Regions from separate parts of the Homo sapiens genome. Here region 2 is linked to region 1. Evidence: read pairs that join two places in POLR2A ChIA-PET (ENCODE). Cell type or tissue: OCI-LY7. All regions are shown on one strand. Each heading gives the region's core, and the rest is flanking DNA. Links, peaks and the distances in the headings are about the cores only.

Region 1 (11,270 bases), core at 1,532-9,531:
GCCTGCATGCCAAGTCCCCATAATCTTAAGCACCTTAATAAAGCAGTGGTTTCTTATGGGGAAAGTACAGCTTTCCAGGAAAGTTTTCTTGAAATGAATTACTGGAACAGCAACTTCATCTTGTTAGAATTAACGTGCTCTAGTAGAGCCCATGAGGGGATTTGCTTCATTCCAGAGTTCCAAGAGGACAAGTTGAGACACGCCTACTTAGTGTTGATGGTTTCTGACTAATTCACGGAATCAAAAAACTATTGTTTTTCTTTCCTGCTCCTTTTGCTTTTCCTTCTCCTTCTCTTCTCCCTCTTTTTCCTCCTTCTCCTCTTCCTCTTTCTTCTCCTCCTCCTTCCCTTCCATCCCTTCTCCTCCTCTTCCTTCCCCTTCTGTTTTTTTCCTCCTCTCCCTCTTCTTCTTTTCCTTCTCTTTTCTCTCCTCCTTCTGCTATTTTATTTTTATTTCTTTGGCAGGCTGTTGGCCCAGGGCCATTAAAATGGACAACTCTTTAGAATGAGATTGGTTAAGATGAAGAACTGCAGGCATAAAGTTAGGGCACGACCTTGGAAAAAGCTAAAGTAGAACTGAATTAGACTCCAAGTCCTCTAGGACTAAGAGACGACAACTTGTTAATTGTTTCAAAGTTGATCCTGATTCTGGAATGAGGCAGAGATCATCTGGGGGCTGCAGTGTATCTTTTACTCATCTGTTAGATGAACAAAGAAGGTGACCTTTGGTCCTCCCTTCGGGAGGTAGGGCCCAAAGACTCAAAGCTGCTGAGATGTGTTTGACTTGATTGTAACAGCCCATGTTCATAAAAAAGGAAAAAAAGGAAGGAACAGACAGACCCAAGGGTGGTTGCCAGTCTGTAATCTCTCTTGAAACCATCTCATCTGTTGAGCCACCATTGCTGAAGCCACATAAAAGTACTTCAATTTTAATCCAAATGTTCAGCAAGCAGTTAAATAGCCACCATATCATAGAGTTTTATATTCATTCATTCAACAGGCATTTATATACCAGGCACTGGAAGAGATGTAAGTCATATAAAGATGGGAGGCCAGGTGCAGTGGCTCACGCCTGTAATCCCAGCACTTTGGGAGGCCAAGGCAGGATCACGAGGTCAAGAGCTTGAGACCATCCTGGCCAACACGGTGAAACCCCATCTGTACTAAAAAATAACAAAAAAATTAGCACGGCATGGTGGTGCGCACCTGTAGTCCCAGCTACTTGGGAGGCTGAAGCAGGAGGATCACTTGAACCCGGGAGGCAGAGGTTGCAGTGAGCTGAGATTGTGCCACTGCACTCCAGCCTGGCAACAGAGAGAGACTCCGTCTAAAAAACACATACATACACACACACACACACACACACACACACACACAAAACTAAACAACAACAACAACAACAACAAAACAAGATGGGAGGGGTCGGAGAGAGCACTTTCACTGATTTTCTTTGATTTACTCATCACAACAGTCTAATGAGGCTGAATGGATAATGCTCCCATTTTATAGGAGGTGAACAAAGTTCAGAGAGATGACTAAAATTTGCTCAGAGTATTAGGAGAGTATAGTATAGGCAGGGATCAAATTCATATCTTCTGAAAACAAATGATAAAAACTAATATCATTGAACACTTACAGTGTGCAAATGCACTGACTTAGGTGCTTTACATGTACAGTATCACATCTAATTCTTACAGCAATCCTACGAAGTAGTTGCTATTTTTATGCTACCCAGCTTAGAGATGAGCAAACAGAGGCACAGAAAAGTTAATGTTTGTTGAACACATGCTCCCTTAGGCAGAGGGAGAGTGGAGCCAGCATCACACTCAGCCAGCATAGCTAAGCCGGCTGGTGCTGTCAGCTACTGAGGGGATTGAACTACCCTCTGTGAGTGGGGTGTGAGTTTCGTTTTCTTTTTGTGGGGAGCGTATGAGCCCTGATTTGTTTGCAATCTCTCAATTCCAGCATGCATTCAGCAAACATTTATGTTCCAGGCACACTTTCCGCTTGTCCTCAGAGGCGTTCCTTTTTCGGCTGTGATCATTGTGTAGCCTGGGTGACAGGGATGACATTGTGGGGTGGGGGATCGGCTTCTGGATGACTTAGAGCTTTTTTGTGGGAGTTCTAGAAGGCGCTAGTGGTGGTCACAGTGACCCCCACTGCTGTCGCTGCACCCCTAACGTTTTTCTAGGCACTTACTCTGTGTTGGGCACTGTGATAAGCAGCTGGAAAGCGTTAACTCATTTAATCCGTACAACCTCCTTATTAGGTAACTACTGATATTATGCCCGTTTTACAGAGGAGAGTCTGAGGTGTCTCTCCTCAGGGACTAAGCTACTGACACAGTCACTCAGCAAATAAATAGCAAAACTAGAGCATCTGGCAAGACAAAGGCCTTCCCTTCCCCACCTCTCGGGCAGGCTGGTTGGTCTGGCCTTCCTGGTCTCACAGGAGCATAGCTCTGCAGGCTGCAGCCCTCTCCTGGAAGCACAGCCCAGTGGGCTCTCCTGTGGGACTCCCTGCTTGGCCTAGAGCCCTGCCTGTTCATGACGACCCCCGGCAAGGGCTGTCCGGTGGTTTGGCGAAGGCCTCCCTGGAAGAGTCACAGTCTAGGGGCTGCTCTTGGGCCTTCTGCCTGATTCCCTCAGGGAGACACATGTGCTGGCTGGGGCAGGAGAGGGCAGGCACAAGTATGTTAATCTCCAAGTGAGTAACTCGATTTACTTGTAACTACATAAGTGGACCGTTTTTCTGGTTTTATTCACTCAAAAAAAAAAAAAAAAAAAAAAAAAAAAAAAAAAAAAAAGGCATAACTTGCCCGGCACAGTGGCTCACACCTGTAATCCCAGCACTTTGGGAGGCCGAGGTGGGTGGATCACCTGAGGTCGGCAGTTCGAGACCACCCTGATCAGCATGGAGAAACGTCGTCTCTACTAAAAATAAAAAATTAGCCAGGTGTGGTGGCACATTCCTGTAATCTCAGCTACTCAGGAGGCTGAGGCAGGAGAATCGCTTGAACCCGGGAGGCGGAGGTTGCAGTGAGCCGAGATCGCTCCATTGCCCTCCAGCCTGGACGACAAGAGCGAAACTCTGTCTCAACAACAACAACAACAACAACAACAACATAACTCAGGGGCTGTTGGTAGAAAAGGCAGGGAGAGAGGCAGAGTGCTCATTCACCTAAAGTTAAATGGAGCAGACGCTTTAATGTTTTAAATGTGCTAGACCCTAGGCTGTGAGGTTGCTGCGTCACCCTGACTGATGGTCTGCAGAGGAGGGTTTCGGTTTCTCCCAGGCCTAACAGGCGTAGGCGAGGCGGGGAGAGCGGCAGGCAGTCGCTGCGGCCCTGGGTCAGGTGGGAGGGTTGGGCTAAGGCCTCCCAGCCCAGGGCGGGCTGCTCGGAGACAACCTGGTCAACTCAGGGCTCAGAACTGATGGGCGGATCCTACTTCACCTGGACTCCTCCAGTGCTCCCACCCCAAAACGCTGCCTGGCCTCTGCCACCCACAGAACCAAAAAGGACAGGAGGAAACGGGGCTGGGCCTGAGAACTGGGGTGCTGGACTCGGAGGCAGTTGCGAGGACGGACAGAGCAGGCGGACCGCTCCTGTGTCCTAGCTAAGGCTGAGGTCCAGGGCTGGGCCGAGACAGCCTTGGTCTGAGGCCCCAGGGGAGGGTTGGTTGCATGAGCAAACCTCTCAGAATGGGACAGCGGCAAAGTCCCCGTTCCTCATTTGGTGGGGCAAGAGCTGGCAGGACACATTCTCCCTGGGAAGGGGAGCGGAAGGATCTGGGGCAGAGGTGGTGGCTGGTGCCAAGTCTGTGGGACGGAAGCTGCGCTGAGGGGACGAGAAGGGGAGGAGCCACTCCAGGCCTGGCCACCGACAGTCCCAGATGTGGAAGGTCATCCACTGGACTTTTCTAGCCTTTGTTTGTGAAGAACTGGACAGCTTGTCACTGGGGGCACATCACTGGAGCATGTGACACAACTCAGGAAACAGGGAAGTTCAACAAGATTAGGTTTCCAAAATCCAGGCAGCCTGAGCTTTGGATAATGGATTTAGGTCCGGGCGTGGGGGTCACGCCTGTAAATCCCAGCACTTTGGGACACCGAGGCGGGCAGATCACGAGGTCAGGAGTTCAAGACCAGCCTGGCCAACATGGCGAAACCCGTCTCTACTAAAAATACAAAAAATGAGCCGGGCGTGGTGGCGCAGGCCTGTAATTCCAGCTACTCGGGAGGTTGAGGCAGGAGAATCGCTTGAACCCGGGAGGCGGAGGTTGCAGTGAGCAGAGACCACGACACTGCACTCTATCCTGGGCAATAGAGTGAAACTCAGTCTCAAAAAAAAAGAATCATTTAAAACACTTGAAGCTGCACACTGGGGTTTTCTCATTAGCTAATCCTTCACTTATTCCCAAGTTATAGATTAATAGGTATAGATCATCATATCAATAGACACAGAGATAGGTATTTGTATTATTTTTCTGATTATAAAAATAATACGTATTTTAGAAAATTAGAAAGATATACAAAGTCACAGAGGGGAAAATTTACAATCACCCATAAATTTAGAGATAACCACTAGAAAGATTTTTGGTATTTAGCCTTCTGGGATGAACTTTATGCATTTGTGCAAATACATATAAATACATGAACACATATTTATACATTATTTTTACAAAAGGAATTGTACAATACAAACTTCACTTAATATATTTTGAACATTGCTGGTAAGTTTTTATTTTATATAATTATATTTAAATAGCTGCTTAGTAGTCCATTGGATGGATGGATGGACCGTAATTTTTAAAATTAATTCACTATTGTGGGACACAGATTGTCTCCACTTTTTCACTAGTAGAAACAAGCCTGAACTGTACATCTTTATAGAAAACCTCTCCACATTCTGTTTTATAACGGGTGCAAAGTTAGTTGTGGGGGGGTCTTTGAATTTCTGAATCATATGTTGGAAGAATTATGATTTGCATGTGGGAGCTTTGCTGCCTGCAGCAGTCAGGGCTGGGATCTTGGAGCCAGTAGAGTGGCATGGAGACTTCACAAATTAACCAAAATTTTATTTGGATTTAATAAAACAATGTCCAGAAGAGAAAGTGTCAGGCCCCGACTGGAGAACTGTGCAAAGGTCTGATGATAAGTGTAACAGGGGAATTGGCAAATGGGAGTTTGTCGAGAGAAGGACACAGGGTGGTGGAGGGTTCTTCAAGGGAGCCCTCAAAGCAGTTTCAAGTTTGTAGGCAGAGGGGTGCCCTTTTGGCCACAAAATGTGTGGATTTGAGTTTTTTCAGTCATAATGGACCACAGCGTTGAAGACGGAATGCCAGCAACTGATTCAGTTGAAGCCCTGCAGCTTTCTGTAAAAGAAATCTAGAGGGCAAGTGTGATGACCCCATGTTCATCACAGGCCAAGGCTTTGTCTTGTCCATCATCCTTAGTGCCTGGCTTCCATCTCGATGATTACCTCATGGTCGTATGTGACAGCTGGACTCCAGACATCCCTAGTCATCACATCTTTGTCTCAGGCAGCGCTGGTATTCATGCAGAATGCATAGGTTTGGCCAATTAGTTGTTTTAACTTCAATATATTTCTGAACAGCTGGGCAAAGAGCCACTGCCTCTTGGCATGCCTGGTCATCTCCAAGATCCAGCAACTAAAGAGTTAACACAAGCTACAGCAGGACCCTCCAAGATTGCTCAGCCCTAAGGCTGATGTCCATTGGAATGGTTGAACCTGATCAAAATCACCCCCATATCCAGCTAGGGAGACAGGAGGGGCAAGCAAAAGGCTCACTTCCCAGGGGAGTCGGTCTCCTTTGCGGAGCCTTTCCCAGAGACCCCCATCAGCTTTCGTTTAAGGTTCTTTGACTGCCACACTTGCAGTGCAAGCTGGGAAATGTAGTTCCGTGCTAAAAAGGTGTCCTATATTTCCAACCACTTAAGGTTCTTTCTCTAAGGAAGCAGAGGTGTTGAGCAGGCAATCATTGTCCCCTACTCCGGTAGCTACAGTGGAAGAGGCTCAACTTCTCACAATTTAGTGTGAATAACATCTCAAATTAAGTCAGCAACATATTGGGGGAAGATCCTCATTATAGTTGCTGACCGTGTGTGTGTGTGGTTTGGGAAAGAGAAGGGTGGATGGAGGGGCAGGGGTTATACAGTTGGGATGTTGGATCTCCAGAAAGAAAAGAAAGAACAGATTCCTATTTCTGGTTGTCAGGGAAAAACATGACACTTTCCTCTGCTGAGACCAACTGCCTTAAGAAAACCCCTCCTTTAAATAAAAACAAACCTCTGTTTAAAACAAAAATAAATAAATAAAACAAAAACAAAACCTTCCCCCAAAGCTGGTAGAAGTTTGAATTGGAAGGCAATTTGGCAGTATTCAGTGAAACAAAAAATTCACACACCATTTGACCCAGCAAATCCACTTCCTGGAATCTACCCTAAGAAATATTCATTTGCCTGTGTGAAGATGTGTGCACAAAGACGTTGATTGTAGTGCCGTTTTAAAAGGGGGAAAATTAGAAACCACATGAATATCTATCAATAGGGGATTTGTTGAACCAAATTAGGATATATCCATTCTGAAGAATTAAAAGAACGAAGCAGGCTTATTTTATCATCAGAGGAAAAAATCTACAAAATACAGTTGAAGGAAAATAAGCAAATTGAATAACAATTGGAATGCAAATTTAGTATATTACTGTAAAAAAGTGTATACATATATATGCCAGTATATAAAAGGGAACTAGGAGGGGACCTCACATTGTTGACAGTGGGAGGGGAGTAGGGGCAAATGTTGAAGGAACTTAGAAACTTTGTTCTATATACTGCTTAACTCTTTCAATCAGAATGTATTCATGAATTATTTATGCAATTAAAAAACTCATGTTGACAAACTGTAGAGTCTGTTGGAGCAGGCAGCTGGAGAGACACATCGGGAGTGGCAGGTAAAAGACTTGCATTTTCAGCACAGCATAAAAATAATGTAATACTAAAATGAATGTCAGTAAGCCCATGATAATAATATAAATAACACAGCAAACTTATGTAGTTCTTGTTATGAAGATGGACAGTTCTAGACACACTACATACATTCATTTATTTAATCTTCATGATAACTCAATGGGATTAGTGTTATTATTAAATATTATTATTTCTCTTTGACGAATTAAGAAACCAAGGCATGGGGAGGTGAAGTAAGTTGCCTGTGTTAGGCTGGTTTTGCATTGCTATAAAGAAATACCTGAGAGCGAGTAATGTATAAAGAAAAGAGGTTTAATTGGCTCATGGTTCTGCAGGCTGTACAGGAAGCATAGTGCTGGCATCTGCTAGGCTTCTGGGAAGGTCTCAGGAAGCTTCCAATCATGGCAGAGGCAGAAGGGGAGCAGGCACATCACCTGGCCAGAGCAGGAGCAAGAGAGACAGGGTGGGAAGGAAGTGCCACACACATTTAAATGACCAGATTGCAGGGGAACTCACTATCACGAAGCTAACACCAGGCCGTGAGGGATCCACCCCCGTGATCCAAACACCTCCCACCAGGCCCCCCCGCCGCCTAGCATTGGGAATTCCAGGTTGATAGGAGATTTGAATGGGGACAAATATCCAAACTATATCATTGCCTAAGGTCACACTGCTGCTATGAGGCAGAGTAGGGAATCTAACCCAGGTGTTCTGCCTGTGGGGCTCATGCTCTTAACCCCATGCAACGCAGCCTGTGTGCATTTGTGGCATTGCCTGTCATTTGCAGAGCGAATTCACATACATCATCACATTTGTTTTCTCAGAGGGGTTACTGTCTGCCCCTCTGTGCCAAGCACAAGGCTAGCTGCCTTACAGTTCAGCTCGTTCACGCTGAACTGTTCACCCCTTGTGACTCATTCCCTCCTCCGTGCCCACTGACGACTGTTCGTTACTCTTCATGGTCTCCGTGATACAGATGAAGAAACAGGCTCAGAGAGTTTGCAGTATTTTCTCAGATTCTCATGGCTGACATCTCAATTTGGGTTTCCCCCAGAGCAGATGAACAAGGATTTAATTGCAGGTAGCTTATTTGGGAGGGAATGGGAATGTCAGCGTTAGCCCAGGATGGGAGGAAAGCCAGTATGTGTGTTGAGGACAGTTATACTGTGGGACCTGGGCTTTGTCCTGCTGAGGACCTGCTGAGACAATGCAGAACAGACCACTGAGGGACGAGGGGTGTGGGGTCTTCATTGCTGCACGAGGGTCTCTCTCCAATACTTCCAATTTGTCCTGGGGGAGGACCAGATGCTTTTCCGGGGCCAAAGAGAAACCCAGGCAGAGGTGCAGGAAGCTGCTAGCTTGTCCTGGGACTGCCGGCAGCAGGTTGCAGGGATGTAGATGGCCATTAAAGTTGATAAATGGAGCAGAATCAAGATTTGAACTCAAGACCCTCTTGCCTCGTCATCCACCGACCCATCTGAGGAGTGCAGAGCATGGCTCTGGAAACAGAGTCCAAGAGGGAGTTCCCTGGCTGCTTTCCTAGTCTGAATCCTTTTGAGAAGGGGAGGATTAACTGAGGGGAAGAGGAAACCTTGAATAAACTGCTTTGCAGCAGCCACCACGGCCCCTGGCTCTTTTTCTAATTCCTTATACTTGCCTTTAGGCTTGCTTGTTCCTTTAGGTCTTTACTGCATCATTCCAGAGAGACCTTCTGTGCCATACGCTACAGTTCCACCCCCTCTTATGCCGCTTAGCACTCACCATTGCCCAACATAGGAGCTGTTTTATGTCTTCCTCTTGATTCTCACTGTTTCCTGCTTTGGAGCATAAGCTGGACAGAGGTAAGACGTGTTCGTTGCTCTATCCCCAGCACCTAGCACGTGCCTGCCATGTGGAGGGCTTCCAATAAGCATTTGCTGGTGGAATGATGAAGAAGGAAGGGGTCCTGGGGAGGGGGTAAGGATCTCTGTGGAGAGCCGTGTGGTGGGGGATAGTAGAGACAGGGGGTAAAAGGAGTGAAAGGGAGCCTCTCCAAACAAATCTGATCTTAATCTATTTTTATTGAAAGCCTGTGGTCCTCAGACCCTCCTTCTACTCTGGCCCTGCCTTCCTGGCCGGGAGAGCAGCCTTGCTGGCCTGGGTGGAGGATGGCATGGGTTTGGGGTTTGGGGTTTGGGAGGCCTGGAGTTGCCTCTCTTGTGTGCAGAAAGGGAGGGATGACAGTTGCCAGCTGCAATGCCCAAGAGCAGGGAGCAGGTGCCTTGGCAGCTGGGCCTTGACACAGGCAGCAGAAGCTTCCTGCTGGAGCCACAGCTTGGCCTCGCAGCCCAGGAAAGGCTGGATAAAAAGTGAGGTCTGTGTTGCTCTGCGGGTGGGCTGCAGGTTGTTCAGTCAGGTGGGAGTTTAATTGGCATTTCCTGCTCCTATGCAGCCCTTGGCTCTCTGGGGCCATGGTCTAGCCTCTGACCCCCCACACACCCTGAGACAGGAGCATCCTTTCCCATGGGGACCCTAAGATCCTCTATAGCTTCAGATCACCACATGCTTCCTTGCCGCAGCCTTCTCTCATTGCCTACCCTGGTCCCTGGGAGTCCTGTTCCCTTAAAAACTCACCAATAGCTGCTTTTTGTTGAGCAGCTTCCAAGGTGCCAGACCCTGTGCTAAGGGATTCCTGCCTATCTCCTCCCTTCACCCTCAAACTCCCTGTGAGACTGATACTGTTATGTTTCCCATTTTGCAGATGGATACGAATGATTGCAATCATTTATTGAGGGCTTTCCACGTGCCAGGGGCTGTCCTAAGCACTTCATATCTGTGACAGATTGTGTTCTTGTTCCAAGTCTTTGCTGCCCTTCCCAGTGGGGCCATCATGCTCCCCACCCTGTTGACGACATGTGTGACTTGTTTGGCCAATGGAATGGAATTGGAAGTGACAGGCTTCTAAGCAGAAGCTCCAAGAGCCACTGCAGTTCTGCCTTTCTTCCCTCCACACCAGCCCAGCCTGGCGCAGATAGGGGCGGGTTCCTCTGTCTGGTTCCCAGAGTACAGACAGGCAGCCAAGCCACAGTGAACATGGAACGGGAGCAGGACATAAACCTTTGTTGTTGTAAGCCACTATGATTTGAGGGTTGTTTGCAGCATAATCTATCGAAAGCTGGTGGATACAACCTGCATTACCACATCTAATCCTAAGAATAGCCCTGGAGGGTAGGTATTCATATACCCATTTTCAACATTAATACTATAACTCTTCTAAATCCTGGAGGAGGAGTCTGTATGGCTCAGCCTCTGCATAGAGTCAACTTTAAAGAAACACAGGGCAAAAGCCAGACTAATTACAAGGGAATTTTATTCTTACATCTTTAGAAAAAAAACTTAAAAGGAGTCCAAATGTAGCTCTCAATTGAATTCCCTCTGTCCTCCCAACCACTTTTCTTTCACCCCCAGCTGCTCCACAGCCTGACACAAATGTCCCCGACTTCTCCCCCATCTGAGCTCCTTATTGCTTTTCTCTCCTCCTTCCCTCACCAAAGCAGACCATTTTTTTTTCCATTTAAAAAAAGCTTGGATACTCCTTCTCTGGAGAACTCAGTATCTGCTCTTTTTCAGGATAGGCAGGTTTTGCACCCCCTGAAGAGCCTCCCTTCCACATCACCACACCAAGGTCCAGCCCCCAACACCTCCTAGGTCAGACTAGATGACTTAGTTAGCTCTGATCCCAGCAAGCAAGAATCTTCTGCTGAAATAAGGAAGAAGAGGGGAAATCGGGCTGGTAGAATTCTCATTGATAGGCAGTGGGAGGGAGGGGCAAAGGCTGTGTCAACCCCACATTAATATTTGCCCTGTTACAGTAGTAATAATAGTTGCTAATATTTATTACGCATTTATGTTCCAAACACTATGCTAAGCCTTTTTTTTTTTTTTTTTTTGAGATAGAGTCTCACTGTGTTGCCCAGGCTGGAGTGCAATGGCACGATCTTGGCTCACTGCAACCTCCGCCTCCCGGGTTCAAGTGATTCTACTGCCTCAGCCTTCCGAGCAGCTGGGATTACAAGCGTGCGCCACCATGCCTGGCTAATTTGTGTATTTTTAGTAGAGACGGGGTTTCACCATGTTGGCCAGGCTGGTCTCAAACTCCTGACCTCAGCTGATCCACCCGCCTTGGCCTCCCAAAGTGCTGGGATTACAGGTGTGAGCCACCGCGCCTGGCCGCTAAGCCTTTTATGTACGTTTAAGTCATTTATTCCTTATTGAAACCCTGTGAGATAATGAAACTCCCCTTTT
Region 2 (9,423 bases), core at 1,337-9,336, 180 kb before region 1:
TATATCATGCCATCCGTACATGTAACTGTTTTACAGATGTGAAAACAGGCTTAGTGATGAGATCCAGGACCTACTCAGAAGGGCCCAGCAGTAACTCTGCCTCCAGAGCCGGCACCTCCGGTTCTGCCTCACAGTGTACTTCCCAAGTCCATGAAGCTTCTCCTGACACCTATGAGTTCTTCCATTTGTCTTTTTAGTACTATTTGACATGCAAGCATAATCTCCTACATTCCTTTTGCAGTGGATAGTCATATTTTCCCTTCCTTTGGAATGACTGACTAGAGTTAGAGATAAAGCTGTGTAACTAAATTTGTGTCTATAGCGGTTTGAGACCATAGGTAAGGATTGGCTTGGCTAGGGGAGGAATATTGCATGTTCTTGGTACTTGTTTTACATTTCTTCCAGTACTAAAGCTCCATGTGGTTCTATTTTTTGTAAATGAACACCCATAAGTTTCCCATCTGCGTTGTAATCTCTCTGAACTTTGTTTCCCTAACATAAAACAAGAGCGTTAGACCAGATGACCTTCGAAGTACCTTCCGGTTTTACCAGGCCGCCAGTCTCTGTCCACAGCCCTGGGATCAGTGGAGATGCTTTAAGACCTCTGCACAGTGGGGGTAGCAGTGGGGGGTATAGTGGTCTTTGAGGATATTCGGGCAAGAAGGAAACGATTCTGGGAAATGAACCAGCCTTATGGAAGGATCTAGGGTGTAAGCATGTAGATTAGCTATTCTCAGCAGATCTTGTGTTAAACACTTTCTAACATTGATTTACATACTGTCTATTGCTAACGTGTGTCTACTGACAACTCTTGTAAAAAAAGGGTTGGCAAAAGGTCATGTTTTCCTTCTGTTTGCAAACAAAATGGATTATTTTTAAAAGTTGTTGTTTTATTAGTAACTCTTAATGGGAACTCTGTTGAATAGATTTTCCTAGTTCAGTTTGTTTTCACTTGTGGAAGTGCAGGAAGAGCTGGTGTAAAAGAGAGGAAGGAGGAGGGAGGGAATAAAGGCCATGCCGGGAGCCTGCATAACAATCGCACACATTGAGAAAGTTCACAGAAATTAGATTAAATGCTTTGGGAAAATGTAGTTTGTCTAGCATTTTGAAAGAATTTCTAGAATTTCTGGGACAATGAGTTCATTTAATCATATGTTCCAGTTTCTGAGTGTGAAGTTCTTTTTGTTGGATTTGGTGGCTGTTGCTCACACCTTCACGCAGGGTGGTGGGCAGTTCTAGGTAGCTGGGGGTCTCTGGGGACCTTTCCGCTTTCCCTGTGAGTCCCCACAGGTTTTCCCTAGGATGATGCTCACATCTGAAATGCACGCTTCAGCTGCTATGGATTCCTGCCATAAAGAAGAACCCACTAGAATAAGAGCAAATCACATTGTGTAAATTTTTTTTTTTTAAGACGGAGTCTTGCTCTGTTGCCCAGTCTAGAGTGCAGTGGTGCGATCTCGGCTCACTGCAACCTCTGCCTCCCAGGTTCAAGTGATTCTCCTGCCTCAGTCTCCCGAGTACCTGGGACTACAGGTGCCCACCACCATGCCCAGCTAATTTTTGTATCTTTAGTAGAGATGGGGTTTCACCATATTGCCCAGGCTGGTCTCGAACTCCTGATCTTGTGATCTGCCCTCCTCAGCCTCCCAAAGTGCCAGGATTACAGGTGTGAGCCACCACGCCCGCCCACATTGTGTAAATTTATCACCTGTTAAGGCAGAAAATGAGCTTTGTAAACTAGTAAGCAGAATTATTTCTGCTCCCTCAAGGTGCACACAAGTAACCTCAGCCTTAAGTATGTTCCTTTGATTCTTCTTAACAGTGGTGAAGGCAAGGGGATAGTTTTTTCAGCCAGCAGTGGGGTTGCAGGTAGAATCACAGAGCTTTGCTTTGAACCCTAACTGGACAGATCATTTTCTGAGTCTTAATTTTTCCTTTTCCATTTCTAAAGTGAAGCCAGTAATACCTGCCTTATAGGGCTGTTGCAAGGATGGAATGAGATGTATTGACAGCAGTAAACTATAAAATACATAGTTTATATAATAAACTATGAAATAAATACAAAAATATAAAACACGGGGTATGAAGGCCATCTAAGGGTTTCATGAGCAAGGTGTATTCAGCCTTAAGTTGAGGTTTTGCATTATTTTTGGTTAAATATAAAGACCAGGGTAATCATAGAACTGCCAAGCAGAAAGAAATGTAGAATGTAGCAGTGGTGTGGAGACCCGTGGCTGACAGGTGGTGGTCTTCATATAGGCTGAGGGACAGGCTAGATGCATGTCAAGTGGCAGCTCAGGTTGGAAGACAGGAGTTGGGGATGTGAGAGTCCAGGCCAGGGTGAAGAGAAGTGGCTGGGAAGGCAGCCAGGCTCAGCTCTTAGGAGGCAGAGAGCTGCAAGCAGAGGGTGGGACCAGGTCTCTTTTTTCAACCCAGTCTTGAGGGATGGGGGCAAAGTCAACCTAGACTTGATTTAGAGCTAGTTCTGTTCACTTGATCATCTTTATTGGGCCTTCAGGCTCCTAGAAGACTACCGTGATAGACTGACTAGTGGTCTGTAAATGGTTTTTATTAAAAAAATCACATACCCTTTTTGATAAAACATGTATTTGTTTATACACTTTAAATATATTGTGTAATTATATAATACATTCACAAATAAGAATTTTAAAAGAATGAGATAAAAAATTTAAAGTAGGCCAGGCGCAGTGGCTCACGCCTGTAATCCCAGCGCTTTGTGGAGACTGAGGCAGGCAGATCACGAGGTCAGGAGTTCGAGACCAGCCTGGCCAACATGGTGAAACCCCGCCTGTACTAAAAATACAAATAATTAGCCAGGCGTGGTGACAGGTGACTGTAATCCCAGCTACTCAGGAGGCTGAGGCAGGAGAATCGCTTGAACCTGGGAGGCAGAGGTTGCAGTGAGCCAAGATCAAGCCACTGCACTCCAGCCTGGGCAACAGAGTGAGACTCTGTCTTTAAAAAAAAAAAAAAAATGAAAGTCAATGAAAGTTGTAAAGATTTCATCCTGCACTTCAGTGGCTGATGATTGCCTTAGACAGTGGGTCTGGGAGCATCCTGGGGAGGGCATGTGTCCTCAGGGGTCTCTGGGGACCAGCCTCAGCACCTCACTTCTTCCAGCCACAGAGACAGAACATCAGAACCATCCTTCATGGAGCTTCCCAACTGGCCTGTTGAGGTCCCTGCTCTGCCAACCCCTGCTGCTGCTCTGCACATGCTGGCTGTGTCCAGAGCTCGGAGGCCCCTGGCCCCAGCAATGTGTGATGCCTGCACATGTGGCTTGGCTGCAGCACCTTGAGAAGACTTAAATATTCTAGTGACATTGGCTGACCAGGGCACTGACAGCCTCACCTTAGTATTTGAATCAGTTCTGAGGCAATATCTAGTGTCAAGAGAAAAATGAACTGTTTTTCCCAAACCAGTCAATCTTTCCAGTAATTAACATATAAAAAAGCCTCATGTTAAGTGAGAGCAGTGCAGTGTGTGGTTATAAAGAAATAAGACTAATGTTTATGACATACATAGGTCTGTAAAACACAGACATATGTTATTTTATGGATGCTATTATGCCAGTAGTGATAACAGTAACATTAGCTAATAGAGATTAAGGTAAGCCTTTCCACGCATACTATCTCATTTAATCTTTGCACCAACTTTGTAAATGTAGGAAATACTAATCTGTTCAACAGATACTTGAGTGCCCCTATGGTGTTGGTGCTGTGAGGATACAGTGTACAAGAAGACAGACAAAGGTCCCTGTGCTCACTTGAGCAGCTCACAGTGTAGTGGGAAGTCAGGCATGCCCCCCCACCGCCCCAGGGATCAGACATAGTGGAATCATAAAGAGGGGTGAGTAAGTAAGGTCCCATGTTAGAGCTGCAGGATGGGATGAGGTCATCAAGAAATGCTTCTGGAGGGGCCAGTTGGGCTGAGACAGAAGCTGGGGCATGGAGGGCAGGGTGGCAGCCTTTGGAGAGAAAAGGTCCGTGTTCCTGGACAGTCTATGGGTTGTGTCATCCTATTAAGTGGCTCTTTACGTGTACTTATTTTCTCCCCAGGTAGATCAAAAGCTTCTGGAGGGCATGTTCTGTGTCTCATTCCTTCATGTCTTTCGCTACTCCTTCCACAAAATAGTTTCCAGTAAATGTTAGTTGACATGAATTGGTACTCAAATGGATGGTTAAAAGATGTGTATTGTGTAAGACACCATATCTTCCTTGTAATTTTTTTGGGGGTCAAGCAACAAACAGTTATTGAGGCTATGATATTAGAAATTAAAGACAAGCTTTAGCCCATTTGCTCTTTAAGGAACTCAGAATCTGAACATAGAACAGCCAGCAGAGCAGGTTGAACAAGCAAGTACACCATGTCGGGGTTCCCCGACTACACCATGTCGGGGTTCCCCGACTCCCCCATCTGTGGAGCTCATTGGGTCAGGCTTCCCAGGAAGCACATGCTGCACTGCTTGGGGTGGCCAGGCATGCAGATGGCAGATGGGGTGTGTGCAGAGGCTTGTGAGTGGGGCTGCAGAGAAACAAGCTAGTGGAGAGGAGATTGGCTGGCTTGTGTTTCTCTAGTGCCGTCATGTAGAAACGCTGGATTTGGGCAAGTGATTGACAGGGCATGAACCTCTGTCCTGACATCCTGCCTCTGTCCTCAGGTAATATTTGTTGAGAGTTCAAGGGCATAATATTTCAGAGCCCAGCAGTCTCACGCGGCTCTGCTGCGAAGTCCTTCTGGTGAACTGCTCTTCCATCCAGCCTCTCCTGTGGCCAGTAGGGGAGTGCAGACACAACGTCGTTAATAGCAACACATTTTTACAAAATTTACCTTTTCAAACCCCACCCCCTAGAAACCGTAGCTTCTTTAATGTCCCGCTGGCTGTGTGAAAAACAGGAATTTATGTAACAAGTCCTGCACAGCAAACCTTTTCCTGTTCGGAAAAAATTTTAATTGTTGGCAAAGTTAGGAAACAGCTCTGTTACTCAAAGAGCGACCTGAAATGTCCTCTTAGAAAAATATGTAATATGATGTTTTGATAAGTAGGAGACTGCTGTGGCTTTTTTTTTTTTAAAGTCTAAATTAGTATATGTCCCACCTGAGTTAGTGAACGCTTCTTGAATGTTTTAAAGATTTCCTTATTATGTCTCCTGCAGTCTTTTTAAAAATGACCCCCAGCTGGGCTTGCCAGTGATCTGACAGGCTTATCATGAATGTTAGAGAGCTTCACCCCCTCTCCCCAAGTCAATGCAACAACCAGGAAGCTTCTATCTGGGAAGATCTTTCTTCCCCCTTTATCATTAACTAAATGTGACAGGGACAGGAGTCAAGCTTCCTCTCCTCCAGAGATTTCATCGGAGCTTATCTGTGTGTCTATTGTGTTCAAAGAACAAAACTGTCATGATGGAATATTGTGCAAATGCCTGGACTTCCAGTGTATAGAAAATGTCAGGGTCAGACTGCAGGGCTGCATTCCAGTGCTACCCCAAGTGCGGGCCTGCTGATCTTAAGGAGGAATTAAGAACTCGGTTCGGCTGGGGTTGGTGGGTACAGCAGACAAGGCTGTGGCTCTGTGAGCATACATGTGTGTGTGTGGCGCCTTCCCATAGGAATTTGGGGATCTTAGGGGAATGCAATAGGATGGGAGGGAAATGTACTCCCTGGCCTCTTTTAGGGATTCTTGTACCTACTCTAAGCCCCTGGCCCTCCTCACAGCGTGTCTCGAGGTGAGGGTAGATCTTGGGTGTGGAGGAAGGTGGGGATTCTTGGGAACAGGAGACAGTCACTGCCATCACCACACACCTGCTCCGTTCCAGCCGGGAATCTGGGGCTCCGGTGGTGTCTTCCCCGCTCTCACACTTCACTGTATGCTCTGGCAGGAGGGCTTGTCACGTAGCTGCTGTGTTGAAATCTTTAGGCGGAATGCAGTACAGAGAGTCAGAGGGCGTTTTGAAATGTGGATTTCTCAGCCCTGACTGCTGGGCCTTACCCTGACTTTTGCATCTCCCTTTAGAAAGTGAGACCCCTCCATTTTCTCTCTTCTACCACCTTTTAATGAGAGAAGACTTCTCTCCCAGTTTGTGTTGGAGCCAGGCCTCATCCTGCTGTGCAGAGGCTCTGCTCAGGCGCAGTGGTTGGCACTCGGGCCCGGGCGTCCCATGTCAATGGCATGAGGATGTGGGCGCTGTGGCTGCACCCCTGGGTGACCACAAATCCAGCCAGAGCCTTTTTGTGGTTGAGAAGAGGGGCCGCAGAGATGCAGGGGGCATGGTCAGCTGAGCCTTGCATCCAGTTGGCAGAGGAGGCCAAGAAAGCTGGGAGACTGTGCACATTCCAGGGTCTTAGGGCACCCAGAATCCCACTCCTTGGGAGCAGACCTCTGAGGAAAGAGGCTGCTGAATGAACAAGGTGTAGTGGCTGTGTGCCCTGTACTGTGCTGGGGGCCAGAAGCTATAAGACAAGGCCCTTCCTTCTGGGGAGCTCACAGCGTTTCCCTCGTCTCCTTTTCCACGTGTCCCACGGACTCCCCTGAACACCATCTTACTCTGTGTTGTAGAGGAGGTGAATCAAACCATGGCTTTCTCATCTGCAGCCTGGCTCTGGTGTTTCTGCTGAAACTTGGAGAGACCACCTCTGGCCCCTTTCACCATATATTTGCAGTTGTGGGTTTGTATCTGTACTACTTCTAAGCTCCTATACATACCACACTGAATAGGAATAGAGAAGCAGGACTTTGGGGCGCAGGATACCACTATTCTAAGTTGGGGTCTAATATTCCCTTCATGGTGACTGCTTACATGCCAGGCACCGCTGAGCATTTTTATGTATCTCATTTAGTACATGTAACAACCCTGATAAGGCTCTGTAATTTAGCCCTGCTTTACAGGTGAGGAAACTTAAGACACATTAGGGGCTAGGCAGCTTCCCAAGGTCACCTAGGTAAGTAAGTAGCAGAGCCACCCAGGAAGTACTCAAAAGAAAGATTGTTGGTTTTTCTTCCCTAGTTGGCCTAGGGATGATAAACATGGCATGATTAGTTATGAAGCTGCGGTAGCTTGAGAGTTAGAGCTCTTTGCGTTCTCTGTCATTTCTTCCCATCCCAGGTTGTCTGTTTGGACAGTGTAGCCCCTGGCTACGTGGAGGTGTGTCATGGAGTTAGTTGGTGCATCCTGCTCATACTACTGGTCATTGGTAGAACTGGAGGGTAGGGGCACTACTTGAATTAAAAAAAAATTTCTTTTGGCAGGTCAGCTTTCTCAAATACAAAAGCAATGACTCTGTTTTCCTTACATTCACTTGTATTTGCTTAATGGGCTTTAAAGGTGTGAATGAATCCAAGTCTTATTAATTTGGGGGCCTTTAATTCTTGATCAGCTCTATATTTCTATATTCTTTTTTTTTTTTTTTTTTTGGCGACAGAGTGTTTAACTCTTGTTGCCCAGGCTGGAGTGATCTCAGCTCACCGCAGTCTCCTTCTCCTGCCTCAGCCTGCCAAGTAGCTGGGATTACTGGCGCCTGCCACCACACCCGACTAATTTTTGTATTTTTAGTAGAGATGGGGTTTCACCATGTTGGCTAGGCTGGTCTTGAACTCCTGACCTCAGGTGATCTGCCTGCCTTGGCCTCCTACAGTGCTGGGATTATAGGTGTGAACCACCATGCCTGGCCTATATTCTATATTCTATATATTCTATATTCTTTTGTCTTTTTTGTTTCTGTAAGTATGTGGGCCCAGTAATATAAAACTTCTTTATGTAAATGGCACAGGTTCAAACTGAAGAGAATTGGCAGTAGTTTTAAGGATAGTAGAATGGAAGGGGTTTTTGATAGCACTTTGATACAGAGTACTATTGTAGCTAAGCAAAATTTAAGCGGTTATTAAAACCAATTCCTTTGATTTTTCCATAAAATGTAGCTGTATAAAAGAAGGTATTTACAATACTCTTTATTAAATTTTGTCCCTTCATTAAATTAAGATATAGAATTTTTTTTTTTTTTTTTTTGAGATCGAGTCTCACTCTGTCTCCCAGGCTGGAGTGCAGTGGCACGATCTCGCCTCACTGCAAGCTCCGCCTCCCAGGTTCACGCCATTCTCCTGCCCCAGCCTCCCGAGTAGCTGGGACTACAGGTTTGCACCACCATGCCTGGCTAATTTTTTGTATTTTTAGTAGAGATGGGGTTTCACTGTGTTAGCCAGGATGCTCTTGATCTCCTGATCTCATGATCCGCTTGCCTGGGCCTCGCAAAGTGCTAGGATTACAGGCGTGAGCCACCGCACCCAGCCACAGATATTGTTTTTAAGATAAGATACTATTTATTCCTGTGCTATTTGAGATCTTTTGTAGTGGCTTCAGAGCCATTAGGACTGTTCAGATGGAAATCTGTAGCACACACTCTTAAGATTTTTTACTTGTTTTCCATGTAATACATGTAGAATAGGAAGTTTTGCAAGCAGAGAAGTATTGTACTTCTAATAAGATGTTTTGCCTTACAGAATTCAATTCGTCATAATCTGTCCCTACACAGCAAGTTCATTCGTGTGCAGAATGAAGGAACTGGAAAAAGTTCTTGGTGGATGCTCAATCCAGAGGGTGGCAAGAGCGGGAAATCTCCTAGGAGAAGAGCTGCATCCATGGACAACAACAGTAAATTTGCTAAGAGCCGAAGCCGAGCTGCCAAGAAGAAAGCATCTCTCCAGTCTGGCCAGGAGGGTGCTGGGGACAGCCCTGGATCACAGTTTTCCAAATGGCCTGCAAGCCCTGGCTCTCACAGCAATGATGACTTTGATAACTGGAGTACATTTCGCCCTCGAACTAGCTCAAATGCTAGTACTATTAGTGGGAGACTCTCACCCATTATGACCGAACAGGATGATCTTGGAGAAGGGGATGTGCATTCTATGGTGTACCCGCCATCTGCCGCAAAGATGGCCTCTACTTTACCCAGTCTGTCTGAGATAAGCAATCCCGAAAACATGGAAAATCTTTTGGATAATCTCAACCTTCTCTCATCACCAACATCATTAACTGTTTCGACCCAGTCCTCACCTGGCACCATGATGCAGCAGACGCCGTGCTACTCGTTTGCGCCACCAAACACCAGTTTGAATTCACCCAGCCCAAACTACCAAAAATATACATATGGCCAATCCAGCATGAGCCCTTTGCCCCAGATGCCTATACAAACACTTCAGGACAATAAGTCGAGTTATGGAGGTATGAGTCAGTATAACTGTGCGCCTGGACTCTTGAAGGAGTTGCTGACTTCTGACTCTCCTCCCCATAATGACATTATGACACCAGTTGATCCTGGGGTAGCCCAGCCCAACAGCCGGGTTCTGGGCCAGAACGTCATGATGGGCCCTAATTCGGTCATGTCAACCTATGGCAGCCAGGCATCTCA

The links. Peaks named below come from ENCODE experiments on the same cell type or tissue, not always from the same donor. Only the 100,000 strongest peaks of a DNase experiment are listed, where the experiment ranks them.
Region 2: POLR2A ChIA-PET joins it to region 1 with 15 read pairs; 3 of 35 experiments call an interaction of 5 or more read pairs at or near these places.

Annotation. Positions count from the first base shown.
Region 1 is chr13:40,374,608-40,385,877 of GRCh38, reverse strand. All of the region lies in intron 6 of LINC00598 (long intergenic non-protein coding RNA 598), which reads left to right. Among named protein-coding and RNA genes, the nearest start is that of LINC00598, 100 kb to the left of the region's middle. RefSeq lists an enhancer at 2,589-3,144. In OCI-LY7, for the core only: no CTCF peak of the experiment used is centred there; no DNase peak of the experiment used is centred there.
Region 2 is chr13:40,559,953-40,569,375 of GRCh38, reverse strand. FOXO1 (forkhead box O1) reads left to right here. Exons shown (of 3, transcript NM_002015.4): 2 at 8,516-9,423. Among named protein-coding and RNA genes, the nearest start is that of LINC00598, 84 kb to the right of the region's middle. RefSeq lists enhancers at 4,323-4,412, 5,295-6,048. In OCI-LY7, for the core only: CTCF peaks have their summits at 4,637 and 4,836; a DNase peak (open chromatin) is centred at 4,675; H3K4me3 peaks cover 722 bases; H3K27ac peaks cover 959 bases.